2 separate regions of the Homo sapiens genome follow, and region 1 is linked to region 2. The links are chromatin contacts, found by Hi-C or POLR2A ChIA-PET in ENCODE. All regions are on one chromosome and are shown on one strand. The core of a region is the stretch at or near the end of the contact, and the rest is flanking DNA. Distances in the headings are between cores, read along the strand shown. Region 1 overlaps BCL11B (BCL11 transcription factor B). Region 2 holds the start of LINC02325 (long intergenic non-protein coding RNA 2325).

Evidence for each region. Hi-C counts contacts between places; a loop is a spot of excess contacts on that map. ChIA-PET counts read pairs that join two places held with the same protein, here RNA polymerase II (POLR2A). Pooled maps may share reads with other maps.
Region 1: a loop to region 2 is called in a map of breast epithelium, with 14 times the contacts of the local background. The contact joins the enhancer-like site here to the promoter of LINC02325 in region 2. A Hi-C loop is called at or near these places in 2 of 168 maps with a recorded cell type or tissue (breast epithelium and sciatic nerve) and 2 of 50 pooled maps. POLR2A ChIA-PET finds 5 or more read pairs at or near these places in 6 of 52 experiments (activated CD4-positive, alpha-beta T cell, activated CD4-positive, alpha-beta memory T cell, activated naive CD4-positive, alpha-beta T cell and 2 more).

What each region holds. Positions count from the first base shown.
Region 1 is chr14:99,245,071-99,251,376 of GRCh38, reverse strand. The region is part of intron 2 of BCL11B (BCL11 transcription factor B); the gene reads left to right. Among named protein-coding and RNA genes, the nearest start is that of BCL11B, 24 kb to the left of the region's middle. RefSeq lists an enhancer at 3,670-4,566. Within about 2 kb of position 1,861, at least 3 of the 41 ENCODE cell types and tissues checked have a DNase peak (open chromatin) inside an H3K27ac peak, as active enhancers do.
Region 2 is chr14:97,454,486-97,460,713 of GRCh38, reverse strand. It overlaps LINC02325 (long intergenic non-protein coding RNA 2325), which reads right to left and starts at 1,898. Exons shown (of 5, transcript NR_110166.1): 1 at 1,787-1,898.

The sequences.
Region 1 (6,306 bases), core at 612-3,111, 1.8 Mb before region 2:
AAGGTTTGATTCAGACAAGGTATACATAGAACAGGTTCCTGTGGGTTTTAGCTGTTGTTGATAATGGAGATCCTGCCGGTGGGATCCAGAGGAAGGGTCTGGCTTCCTAGCCTCCTGGAAGGACCTTGCTGCCAACTCTTCCCTTCTCACCTGCTCAGTGACTTGTCTGAACTTACATAACTAGTTACTGGCAGAGCTGAGTCCAGACCCCAATTATCTCGAGTCAGGACAGGTGACTTTTTGCCATCCCAGGGTGCCCACCCCTGTAGCTTGAGGCCATCTCCCCTGGTGGAGTCCCAGTTTCCTCAGCTGAGAAAGGGGGTGAGCCCTTCCTGTCCCACTGGCCTTCCAGGGAGGCGGTGGACCCACCTGCCATGTGAACTGTGCAAACCAGAGTCAAGAGTGTGTGCCGCTAACATGGTGACATCAGCACCGATTGTAGTTGAAAGTTTTATTGGATTAAAAAAAAGACAGACAATACTGGTCACATAAATGGGTGTTTTTTTTTTCTCTTAAGGTTTGAGGCCTTATTTATTGTTTTATGTACGTAGTTCCATACTTCCAGCAGTAATTCAGGAAACAGGAGAGAGAGATAAGGTAAGAAAAAGAGAGAAAGGCAGCTGGGCTCCCAAGGGGTGAACTTAACCAACATTCAGCCTGAGTTAATATTATTATTCTTAGTTTGTCTATTTGACAGTAAATAGTTAGTATTGACTAAAGTTTTTTTAATCAGGCATTTGACAGCTTTTTTGAGTGGTTGTTGCTCATTTGCATGCTTGGCTAATGAATTAACCACCAGGTCTAGAATCTGTTAGGAGTGGGCTCTGCTGATAATCTATAGAAATAAGGCTGACTGGCTGTCACCCTGTGCCTTTGGGGTCATCTTTTCACTGAGGAAACAAAGAGATGGAGTTTTTCCTAATTTCATGTAAAATTTATTTATTTATTTTTGAGACAGAGTCTCGCTGTCGCCCAGGCTGGAGTGCAAGGGCGCGATCTCAGCTCACCAAAACCTCTGCCTCCTAGGTTCAAGAGATTCTCCTGCTGGGCACGGGGGCTCACGCCTGTAATCTCAGGACTTTGGGAGGCCGAGGCGGGGGGATCATGAGGTCAGGTGATCGAGACCATCCTGGCTAACACGGTGAAACTCCGTCTCGACTAAAAATACAAAAAATTAGCTGGGCATGGTGGCGGGTGCCTGTAGTCCCAGCTACTCAGGAGGCTGAGGCAGGAGAATGGTGTGAACCCAGGAGGTGGAGCTTGCAGTGAGCCGAGATCATGCCACTGTACTCCAGCCTGGGCGACAGAAGGAGATTCCATCTCAAAAAAAAAAAAAAAAAAAAGATTCTCCTGTCTCAGCCTCCTGAGTAGTTGGGATTACAGGCGCCTGCCTGGCTAATTTTTGTAGTTTTAGTGAGATGGGGTTTTGCCATGTTGGCCAGGCTGGTCTCAAACTCCTGTATTCAGGTGATCCACCCGCCTCGGCCTCCCAAACTGTTGGGATTACAGGCACGAGCCACCGCACCCAGCCTGATGTTAAATTTAACTCATACTTACTAGATCTTACTGTGTGCCAGACACTATTCTAAAGACTCTGCAGATACTAACTGGTGTAATCCTCCCTATGACCTTATGATATGCTAATATCAGCCCCACTTTATAGAAGAGGAAACTGAAGCCCAGAGATGTTAAGTTATTTACCCAAGGTCACACAGCGGTGAGTAGGGTCCCAGGGTGTCAACTCCGGCAGTTATGTTCTTCACTGTGGTCATAACTGTGCCTACATTCCATCCACCTCTCTGCCCCACGAGGGTGGTAAATCAGGTATTCCTTTCATTTTGCAGATGAGGCAACTGAGTCATAGAGAGGTACCTTGCACAGTTGTCCGGTGAGTCACCAGCTCAGTTGCGCCTAGAGACCAGGCTCCTGGGAGGGAGAGCATTAGGAAAAATAGCTAATGCATGCTGGGCTTAATACCTAGGCGATGGGTTGGTAGGTGCAGCAAACCACCATGGCACACGTTTACCCATGTAACAAACCTGCACACCCTGCACATGTACCCCAGAACTTAAAATTAAAATTAAAATAAAAAAAGAGGACAGGCTCCTGACTTCCCAGGGAGGCCCTGGGTCTTCACTGTGTCATGTCCCAGGAGCCCAGGCCTCGTGGGATCCTGTGTTCTTGAACTGTGGCTGGTGCAGGCCCTTTCTGCTCCTGGCTGGGCAATGAGTGATTTCCACTCTGAGGTCGAATCTTGGTGATGGGACTTGGGTTCCAGAGTGGGGTGAAAGAACCAAGACAGTAGGCACCCACCTGTCCTGCACACATCTGTGGTTTCATGTTGACTGCATTTTGGGAGGAGCTGGCCCCCACCTCGTCATGAGTTACAGGCAAGTGGCCCTGTTGAGTCCAGAGTGGGGAGAGGCAGGCACAGTGGACTCTGGCTCGAGACCTAGGATGGCATCCTACTGTGGCTGGCATGCTGTGTGACCTTGAGCAGACAGATCTTCCCCGTCTCTGGGGCTGAGCCTGCTGGGCTGAAATGTGAGATGGAGCCACCAGTGGTTTCTAACAGCTGCAAGAGCCAGGCAGAAGGTCGTGCATTTCCCACCTCAATTCCTTTCCCACCCAGTAGTTCCCCCAACTTTCCTCATTTTTCACATTAATGAGGCTTAGGAGTCAGTTTTCTCTGAAGAAACTGGTGGTGAAAATGAAAACTGTTAGATTGAAAGCTTAGGTCTTTCTGCCCCAGGCTGTGAAGATCCTTATGGGAGAATTTGGTCCACTCACCGTGAGGTAAACAGTTGAAGCTCAGAGCCCCTTGTGTGACCAGGCCCTGTCCCTAATGTCCCTGTGTGGTTTGGCATTCTTTTCTTTGTGATGAGTGTACCCTGAATTGTATAAACCTCGGGCCCTGCAAGATCTGGACCCACCCTGGCCCAGAGCCTGCTGGGGGCGGCCAGTGACCTCTGGGCACACAGGGAGTGGGAGCCTCCTCAGGGGAGGGTGTGATCAGGACTTGCAAGCCTCGAGTTGGACCCAGGGAAGAAGAGGCCTTGCTGGAGAAGGCAAGGCACCCGAGGCTTCATTTTATTTTGTTTTTGAGTTTTCTTGACGCCTTCTTGCTGGTCCGCTGGTTTTGGTCTGGAGGGCCCTGGGGTGTCTCAGAAAGGAGGAGTCTGTGCTGAGGGTTGGGAGAGGAGAGCAGGGAGGGAGGGAGGAGGGAGCCCTTGATCAGCCACAGGTCTGGGAAAGCATCTGCCCCTCGCTGCTCAGACAGCTGGGAAACTGGGACCACAGCCTCCTCTGGGCGGAAAAATAGTAACAAAATAGCCTTTTTGTTGGAGGTGAAAAGTCAGACTCCCCCACTCCTGGTGTGGAGAAAAGGCAGCAGCCAAGGGCAGGGTGAGCCCCCCAGCCCAGGACCGCCTGCTCTGTCTCTAAGCCAAGGCAATGTTTGATCAGGGCTGTTTTCCCCCCATCCCCTGCCCTGGGGGCTGAGTGCCTGGGCAGCTTCCATGGCCTTCAGGTTGCGGGTGTGGACACAACCTCAAAGGTGCAGGCAAACAGGTGCGTGGGTCAGCGTCTGCTGAAGATGAATCCAGAGGCACAGAGCCCTAGGAGCTGGTAGCCCCAGTGCCTAGGCTGTGCCTCTAGTGATATGGCACAGATGAAGCCATCCGTCCAATCCACAAGAGTGTCCAGAAAACACGCGTCTACCTCCTGATGACTGCAGGTGCCAAAGGCATCCTGGAAAGGAGTGGAGAAGGTGGCTTTATTTCAAAGCCTTTTTCAGGGTAGAGCACACCTCCTGGAGAGTGTAGCCAGCCAACCAGGGATTCCAGGCTCCTCCCTTGGGGTTTGAGGGCAGAGACTGGCTGTCCTGGGCTCAGAGAGACAACAACTGTCTGAATTCTTCTCTGTTCGGGAGAAAATGGGACAAACCTTCAGTGACTCCCTGCCACCTTCAGCAGCTGGCTAAAAACTGTTGGAGTTGGTAAACCCAGCAAAACTAAGTTTTCCTGGGGCTGGAGCGGGTTCTTTTCTCCTCCCACCTCAAGTTCAAAGCCAGCCAATTAAGAAAGCTAAACAGTGTGGTCTTCTCTCTGCATCATTGGCTTGTAAAACTTTCCCTGCAAACTAGGCGACTTTATTTGTTGGGAAAACGAAGTATATAATTTTCCTGACCTGGCCTTTGCTTTGGGGAGAAGGGGAAAGAGAGAAAGAAGTCATTTCCAGAAACAGACGGGCCCCGAGGAGCAAAACAAGGTCCACACTCCAGCGTCAGGGCAGCGTAGACTGCAGCGCTGTGGTCTGGAACGCTGAAAACAGCGTGTTGCGGGGAGGCGGGACGCGAGGCTCCAGGCTGCGGAGCCCTCTGGGGCCTGGGTCACTGTCTGCGAGGTGGACATCGAAGTCCTCCCAATTCTGCTTTCGAACCTCTGGGCGCCACCTGCCTCCCCGCTACTGCAATTTTCCGGTTTCCCCGACGTTTGCAACTTGCAAGTCTCCTCTCACTTCCTTCCATCTCCAGCAGCCCCTCCTCAAGCTTGGCCTCCTCCCCTCCCCGCGACGGTGCCTATCCCGAGCAAATCATACCCATCCTCTCCGCCGCCCGCAAGACAGCCTCCCCCGCCCTGCCCGAGGGGTCTTCAGGCCCCTCCCTCCAAGGGCTCAATGGTTGGGGTCCATAGCCCCCTTCATTGCCACACAGGAGAACACAATGGCCTTCCCCGAGGCCAGGGGCGCAGAGCTCCGCGGGGGCGGCTGCATCTCCCGGACCCCGCACCCGGCACGGCGCGGACACTTTGGCAACTTCAAAACTGCGCGGGGGCCTCCCCTGCGAGCGGTGCCCCTTTCCCGGCTGGCCCTGGCCGGGTCGGGAGGCTCCTCGGCACTGTTCCCAGGCCTGCGGGCGCGCCTGGCCCCCGCCTGGCCGCCGGCCTCTGATTCGCCCACGGCCTTGCGCCCATCGTCCACCTCCTTCCCTCTCTCTTTGACCCGCGCCCGCTGCGCACGTTGATTGTGCCTTGGTGGGGCGGGAGGGCCGAGAGGGCTCAAGGTCCATGCATAATTCGGGGGCTTAATGGAGCAGCTGCCTGAGCCGGGCGGCGAGGGGCGGGCGGAGGCGCAGCTGACCCAGCCCGCGTCTGGCCTCGCTGGGAAGGCGCGCTCCTTTCTTCCTCCCCTGACACTCCCCTCCCCCACTCGGCCTGGGTCCGAGGAAGGCGGGGGGTGGGCGAGTCGAAGGGCTAGCTTTGGGAAGGGGTTTCCCTCGTGCATCCGTGCAACTTTTGCTTTGGGGGGCGGGGGGCATGCAGTGAATCGGAGCCGCCTCGGGACCGGCTCCTGAAGGTGGTGGAATGCAGGCTTCCTCGGAGCACTCTGCAGCCCTGGAGTCTTTTTTCCCGGCTCCTTTCCCCCCCGCCCCCGTCGGTCCCCAGCCCAGCAGCAGCCCAGCGAGCACGCCTCTGGCCCCGGGCCAGCCCCCTTCCCTGGCAGCCGGCGGAGATGGATGGAGGCGGAGACCCAAGGTCAAGGGCGGGGAGCCTGCCGGCCCCGGGCCCCTTTGTGCGCACGGGGCCGCCCCTCCTCCACCAGTCGCCTCCTCTCTGGCCCTTGGGCGCTCTCCCGGGTGGGTGACCTTCTCGGGCATGGGGAATGTGGAAGTGGTCCCCTCCCCGAAACCGTGCGCGCCGGTCGGGTCGCTTCGCCGGGGTGGCATTCGTCCCGGGTGCTGGGGGCGCACGGGGATCCCTCTTCCGCCCGCCGCCATTGCCCTGATGAGTGGCGCCGTCTTCCTCAGCCCACCTTGGCGGGACAGAGCGGGCGGTTCCCGGGATCCAGGTGAGGCCGGGACGGAAGGAGCCTCCGGGAGTTCCCTTGTACAAAAATGTGATCATCCAGGGGCAACAGCCCCATCTCAAAGTGGGGATTTCGTGGGGACCTTAGTTTCTTTCCGAGTGGGAGAAGAGTAAGCCCGCTTTTCTCAAGGACAAAAGTGTTTTCCCAATTGTGTGGGAATGGAACCCTCCACTGGAGTGGGACACCGAAGCTCCTGGAATTACAGGGATTTAATGTCAGTCCTCCTTTCAGCCTGACTTCTCTTAGGATAACCTCTTCCAACAAGAATTTGTATGCAAATCGTCACCTTGCTAGGAGTCTCTAGTTTTGTGTGTTAAAAATTGGCCTCCAATTGTTTAAAGCACTTCAACAGGCCCTTAAAGGCCCAGAAAAGCAGTGGTTGGACGCCCAGCCTGTCCACCACAAAGCTCTTAAGAAAATGTTCAAACATTTTCCCAAAGC
Region 2 (6,228 bases), core at 649-3,148:
GCTAATTCTACCCATCTTCTCTCTGCCCTGAAGGACTTATCACATAGTTACACCTATGAGAATTTTCAGCAATCTCAGAATTACTTCCTCTGGAAGTATTTGCAAAAATGGGATAATGGTAGAGGCACTAAAACTGTTCCTACACTATAAAGCCAGCAACTCTCCTGCTTATAAAATGCAGCTGGGGTAGGAATGGTAAGAATAAGATAAAGTGTAAGGTCTTTCACCTCCAAGGCACTTGGACATTATATCTTTAGACTCTTTGTTATATTGACTGCATTACTCCCAAATGCTTTTTAGAGGAGGGGGGACATTTAGAAAAGTGAATTTCTTATGATCAAATCAATATGTTGTGGTTTATGACAATTTTATACATTTATGGCTAAGAACCTATCTGCAATCACTTCCTAGACAAAAGTTAATCATCTTAGAATTTAAAAAAACATAGTTTATTTTTTACACAATTTCTGGGATTGGATTTCCCAACATGCAGCCCAAACACCTGCTCAGAGCACAGGTAAAACAGAAGTCTCACCTCAAAGTCAGCAATTTTTAGAAAAACTTGACATACAAAAAACACATAAGAGCTGTTATGTTGGACATTCTTGCTGTAATGGCTATATATATATATGTAATTATTATTATACACATACACACTCACGTTTTTCTTTTGAGTCAGGGTCTCGCCCTGTCATTCAGGCTAGAGTGCAGTGGTGCCATCACTGCTCACTGCAGCCTCAACCTCCTAGGTTCGAGTGATCTTCCCCACCTCAACCTCCAAAGTAGCTGGGGCCACAGGCACATGCCAACATGCCTAGCTAATTTTTTTTATTTCTTATTTTTGTAAAGATGGGGTCTTGTCACGTTGCTCATGTGGGTCTCAGACTCCTGGGCTCAAGCGATCCTCCTGTCTCAGCCTCCCAAAGTGCTGAAAACTACAGGCGTGAACCACTAAACCTGGCCTGTTATATATTAATTTTAATTTAAAATACCCATGAAAAGGGGAGTAGGTTATTTTCAGTACTTAAGGTCCGAATATCGTGGGCTGCTGGGCTGGGGCTCACGACCCATCCGCAAATAACACAGAGGCAGACACAGAGAAAATCAGACATTGAGGCTTTCCTCACCTGCCTCTGTCTCCCTCCATCTCTGCAACTCTGCAATGCCCCAAGCAGGAGTCTGCTTTTTTGTATAATGGGCAACCCAATCTTGGCAGGAAACCAAAAGTCAATTTCCAGGAAAGGCAGAAAAGAGGGCTATAAAAACTAGAGGACCTCTGTGGCCTTGTGGTCACCTCTCCTCTCTTGCAAAGACACAGCTGTCACCAGAACCCCACGTCTCCACCAGCACAATGCCTCTCAAGATGCTGTAAGCGCCTAGGGAAAGCCAGCCTGCTAAAGGACGCACATGTGCGCACACACACAAACTTCAGGATGGCCATCAATTCAGTTCCTCCTTTACCAAACACTGTGACATGCCTTTCCCCTCTTCTCTCTCTCTCTCTAACCAGCCTTTCTCCCCCACCTCTCCCCCTTCACAACGCCCAGTTTTATTAGTATTATTATTCTCTTAAGTGGCACATGTAGTACCACTTCCTGCTCCATGAGGCCCCGCCGAAAGCGACGGAAGCGCGCCCTCCTCGCCGTGACATCTGTCTTGGCGGCAGCCTCCTCAGGCGGTTCTCTTGGCAGCCTCCACGCTGCCACCAGGCCTGTCGGGTGGCTGTACGGCTGACGGGCTGTCACCGCCGCCTCCTCTTGCGGGCTGCCATTTTCTTTTGATTTACCTTTGATTCGGAGGCATTTGCATGCTTTCATCACTTGGTGGACAAAGTCCTCGGCAAGTCTCCCATGGCTGCTTTCTGTGTAGGCAGCCAGGAAAGGGGCGGATCCCTCTGTGACTTTGCTTTGAGGTGTAAATGGAGGCCCGGCTGGCCTATGTCACGGGGAGCCCGGAAGCGGGTGTAGACTGTCACTTCCCAGCTCCCCGGGAGACGCTATGTAGTTGCTCCTCGCTTTGGCTAGGGAGCTGCTTCGCCAGTGACAAGTGTCCCCCGTGTCAATTAGTTTATTAATCACCCAGCTAGACAACTTGGTAATGTGGTAATTTCAGGGTTAGGCTGCACCGAGTTCTTCCTTTTCTGGCTGGGCATAAGAGCTCGTTAAAGGACTTCCCCTGCTCTCCAGAAAACTCTTTCTCTGCCTTTGTGCATATCCCAGTGAAGCCATTCAAAACTGCAACTCCTCTTCCCCGGCGTGCGGACAGGAGGGAGGACAGGGTTAAATTGCTAATCGAGGTTTCGTGAGGTCTGCCAGAGCCGAGTCTCCAACACTTACATCTGTTCAACAATTATTACAGCATTTTTGTCATAAAAAATTCAACACCCTGAGTGTCGTGCTAGCAAAACCTGAAAATTTATGCAGTGAATAGAATAGCTAATTTCTCTGAGGAAATGCAGGAGGAAAATTACAGATTTTACTTAAATTCCAAACACCAGAGTGCACACATCTGACGCCCTCTTTGGATTTTTTGTCAACCACCGGACCGAAGACGCCTTCCCGTCCACCAGGAAGCGGGGAAGACCCTGGACACATGCTCTGACCTTGGAAGAAGCCGTACTGTGAAACTCCAGACTGATCTATGCACCCACCCAGAGTGTCTCTAAAAGACCTCTCTCCCAATTAAATCCATGCGTGGTACAGAGTCAGACTTCGATTCCGGAGCGAGGTTAGCGTGATTGGTTTGCGTTTTTCCCACTCCCTTCTTCCAATTTGCCCCCCACGCCTTTAAAACAGCTCCTTGGAGAAAACAGAGGGGATGGAGAAGAGCCCCGACAGCATCGAGAGTCTTAAATCTCCTTAATTCATTCTAATGCTGTTTGATGCTTGCAACGGCAGCATTGGAGTTTGCCTCTCTGCTCCATAAAGGTCTGGAATATGGATTTTATGCTAAAACTAAAGCTGTCTAGTTAGGATGCCAGCAGAGTGGAACAATATGCTACAGGCGATCCTCAACTATTCTCCAGGGCCGGAGCCTGACTTCCCGACTGGGTGTTTGTTACCTTAATCATCATTGCAGCGGGATGAACAGGAATTTCTTGCACTGCCACCACAGTGGCACAATTAACGTTATCCGAATTTTCAGAGATTCTACTGCAGAGAGAGGATACTTGCTCCCCTCTGTTAGTGACTGCTCCAGGGTCCCTGTTTATTTTCCCTAGAATGAGGTGGTCAAAGGAACCAGCTGCCCTCTGCCCACTTACTCTGTCTCATGACAGCTCAGCATGGTAAATATTTTCTCTGTAGGGTCTCACATCTCCTGACCATCTCACCTCAGGGCTGGGGAGCACAGCCACACGCCAAGAGCAGAATCCATCACTGGCATTTATGTCTTAATAAAAGCGTGTGCCATTTTCAGATAAAGTAAACACTGCAGCCATTTCCTCTTGCCAGTAGAGGTTTTTCTCTCTTTCCTTCTGAGTCATACCCTTCTAGAAGGTGCAATGTGCCTTCAGAAGAACCCAAGGAGGCTGTGATTCAGAGGTTCCAGAAACAGACACAGCTCTCCAGGCCCTGTGAGTGGCAGTGACAGAATGAGGAGTCCTCCACCCCCTGCAGCCCAGCTATGCCTCAGGCACAGAGCACCCACCAGAAGGAGGATCAGCTCCACCTGGCTCCCAGGCAAACCACGTCCCCAGGCACTGGTGTCACGGCCCAGGTGCTGCCTCTGGCTCTGTCCCACATGGAGGCCTCCCAGTGGGTCACATCCCAGCACAGTCCTCCTGCCTGATATCACCCCCAATCTGTCCTGGGGCTGGAGAGCTCTGAGGAGGGGACCTATGAGTGCAGTGTTTGCCGGCCAGGGCAGAGCCTAAGTGACCCCATGTGAATCCTACTGTGACCCTGCATGGAGACAATCAGAAAAATAACACAGACACGAGCCACAACCACACTGCTGTCAGAACGTCCCAGGCTCTCGTCCCAAGCACTTTGTCTGGCTTAATTTTCAGAACCGCCCTGTAAAGTACATATTATCATTCCCTTTTTCTTGCTGATGAGTCCAGAGTTCAAAAAGATTAAACAAATTCGCCAAGACTGCCCAGCAAGTAACCAGTAGGGCCAAGATCAGATGTCAGACAGGTCAGATGCAGAGCCCCTGCCCTCTCCACCGTGCCACCCTGCCCTTGAGGCAGCTTTCCATTTGAGAAGTAAGTTTAGCACGAGATGCACGACAAAACTGGTAACAGGGCAGACCTGAGGAATGAGGTATGTCTGCATGTGGGGGGGACCATGCCTGTGCAGCCTGCTCTGCAGAGGAGAAAGGTGGAGACAAACCAGAAGGAATGGGGACTTAGCTTGACTTGAGAGAATTAGGCTTTGAGAGGCATCACTTCCAAGAAACGGTTCTATTGCCCTCTTCCTCCTCCATAGCTGTGGTTTTCTAACCATGTATCCCATAGAAGAGAAGTTTGAGGTCCATCATGGTGGAAATGGTGCTGCAAAGCTCCCTACAACTGCAGCATTGATCTTCTCTGATTTATGTTACATGACAGATCTTGATGTCCAGGCCGCAGGAACATCCACCCCAGCGAGATCCCTTTTCTCGACTTCCACCAGCTGTTTGCCAGGAAAGAAGGTCTCAGAGCCACGCTGTATCCTGACTGCCTCTACAGCAGGTACCTTGTACCTCCACAGCAACACAAAAGGATTGTTTCTGTTTCCACACATACCTCATGTCATTTGTTGCCACATAAATTCTCCCTAAGCATAGTGGCTGAATGAAAGCAACTAGTATGTATTGCCCCACAGCTTCATAGGTCAGGAATATTTGGGCACAGCTTAACTGAGTCTTCTGTTTCAGGGTCTCCCGCAGAAGGTAGCCAAGGTGTTATCAAGGGCTGCAGGCATCTAAGGCTTAACTGGGAACAGAATCTGCTTCTGAGCACACTCACGTGGTTGCTGGCAGGAATCAGCTCCACAAGGACTGCTGGACTAAAGGTCTCAGTTCTTCACCAGCTGGGAATCATCCCCATTTGCTTGTCCTATGGCCCTCTCCATAGGGCAGGTCCCAACAGGACAGGAGGATTCATCCTTGTAAGCAAGCAAGGAAACAACAGGAGACAGGTTGCACTCAGGACAGAAGTCATATCTTTTATAAACTAATCTCAGAAATGATATCCCTTCCCTTTTCACATATCCTGTTAACTAGAAGTGGGTCACTAGGTCCAGCCCACGTTCAAGAGAGGTGCTCACACAAGGATGTGAATACCAGGAGGCAGAGATCTTGGAAATCACCTTACAAGTTGTCTACCTCACACCTCAACCCTACCCTTTAGAGTGGACAGTTTTCACAATGCCGTGGCCTCATCTATCACTGGGAGGCCTAGAAAGAACTCTTTCAATTCTCTTGTGCCAGGAACCAATTTTTTTTTCTCACCTTATGGGTGGTTTCTAAAGACACCAAAATACCTGCTCCTCTTTCTCTACAAAGTCTCTGCCATTACAATGACCAAGAAAATGTGCTGTAGCGTCATAGCCCTTTACTAAGCCCCTGCTACAGATCAGACACTGAACTAGACCTTGAAATATTTTCTCTCAATCCCTAAAGCAGGCCTAAGTGGCAGCATTTATTGAATGAATGAGGACTCGGAGGCTCAGTGAGGGTAAGGAACGTGCCCAGTGCCATTCATCCACATATGTAGTGGAGTCTGAATTCAACCACAGGCTATGTTTTGTCCATTCAGCCACAGACTCCCAAAAATATTCCTGAAGCTTCATTTCAGAGGAATTACACATTCATTCTAGGTCTCATTACATTCAAAGAAATTCTCACACATGCTACTTATATGGCAACCTAAGGTTTAGCGTAACCACATGCTCTGGATTTTTTAAGTGAATTATGCCATTTTATTCATTCAATAAAACAATTCTAGAAACACACAGATAAATATGAATTGCTTACGTTTATTTGAACCATATGGCATTACCATTGCTAGTGGTAAAAATATCAAATACCACTAACTCTATAGGGTTTAGTCTAATGTATTTTTGCTCATATTAATGCTTACAGATGGACAAATGAGTCTTTCATATTATAAATAATCTTTGTCTACACAACAAACTTCTATAGACTTAAAAAAAAAAAGAAACAAAAGTTTCCTCTCTCTGTAGATACCAGCATATGGCAAAAGGATCAATACTGACAATATTTAATGAGCATCTCTGCTTG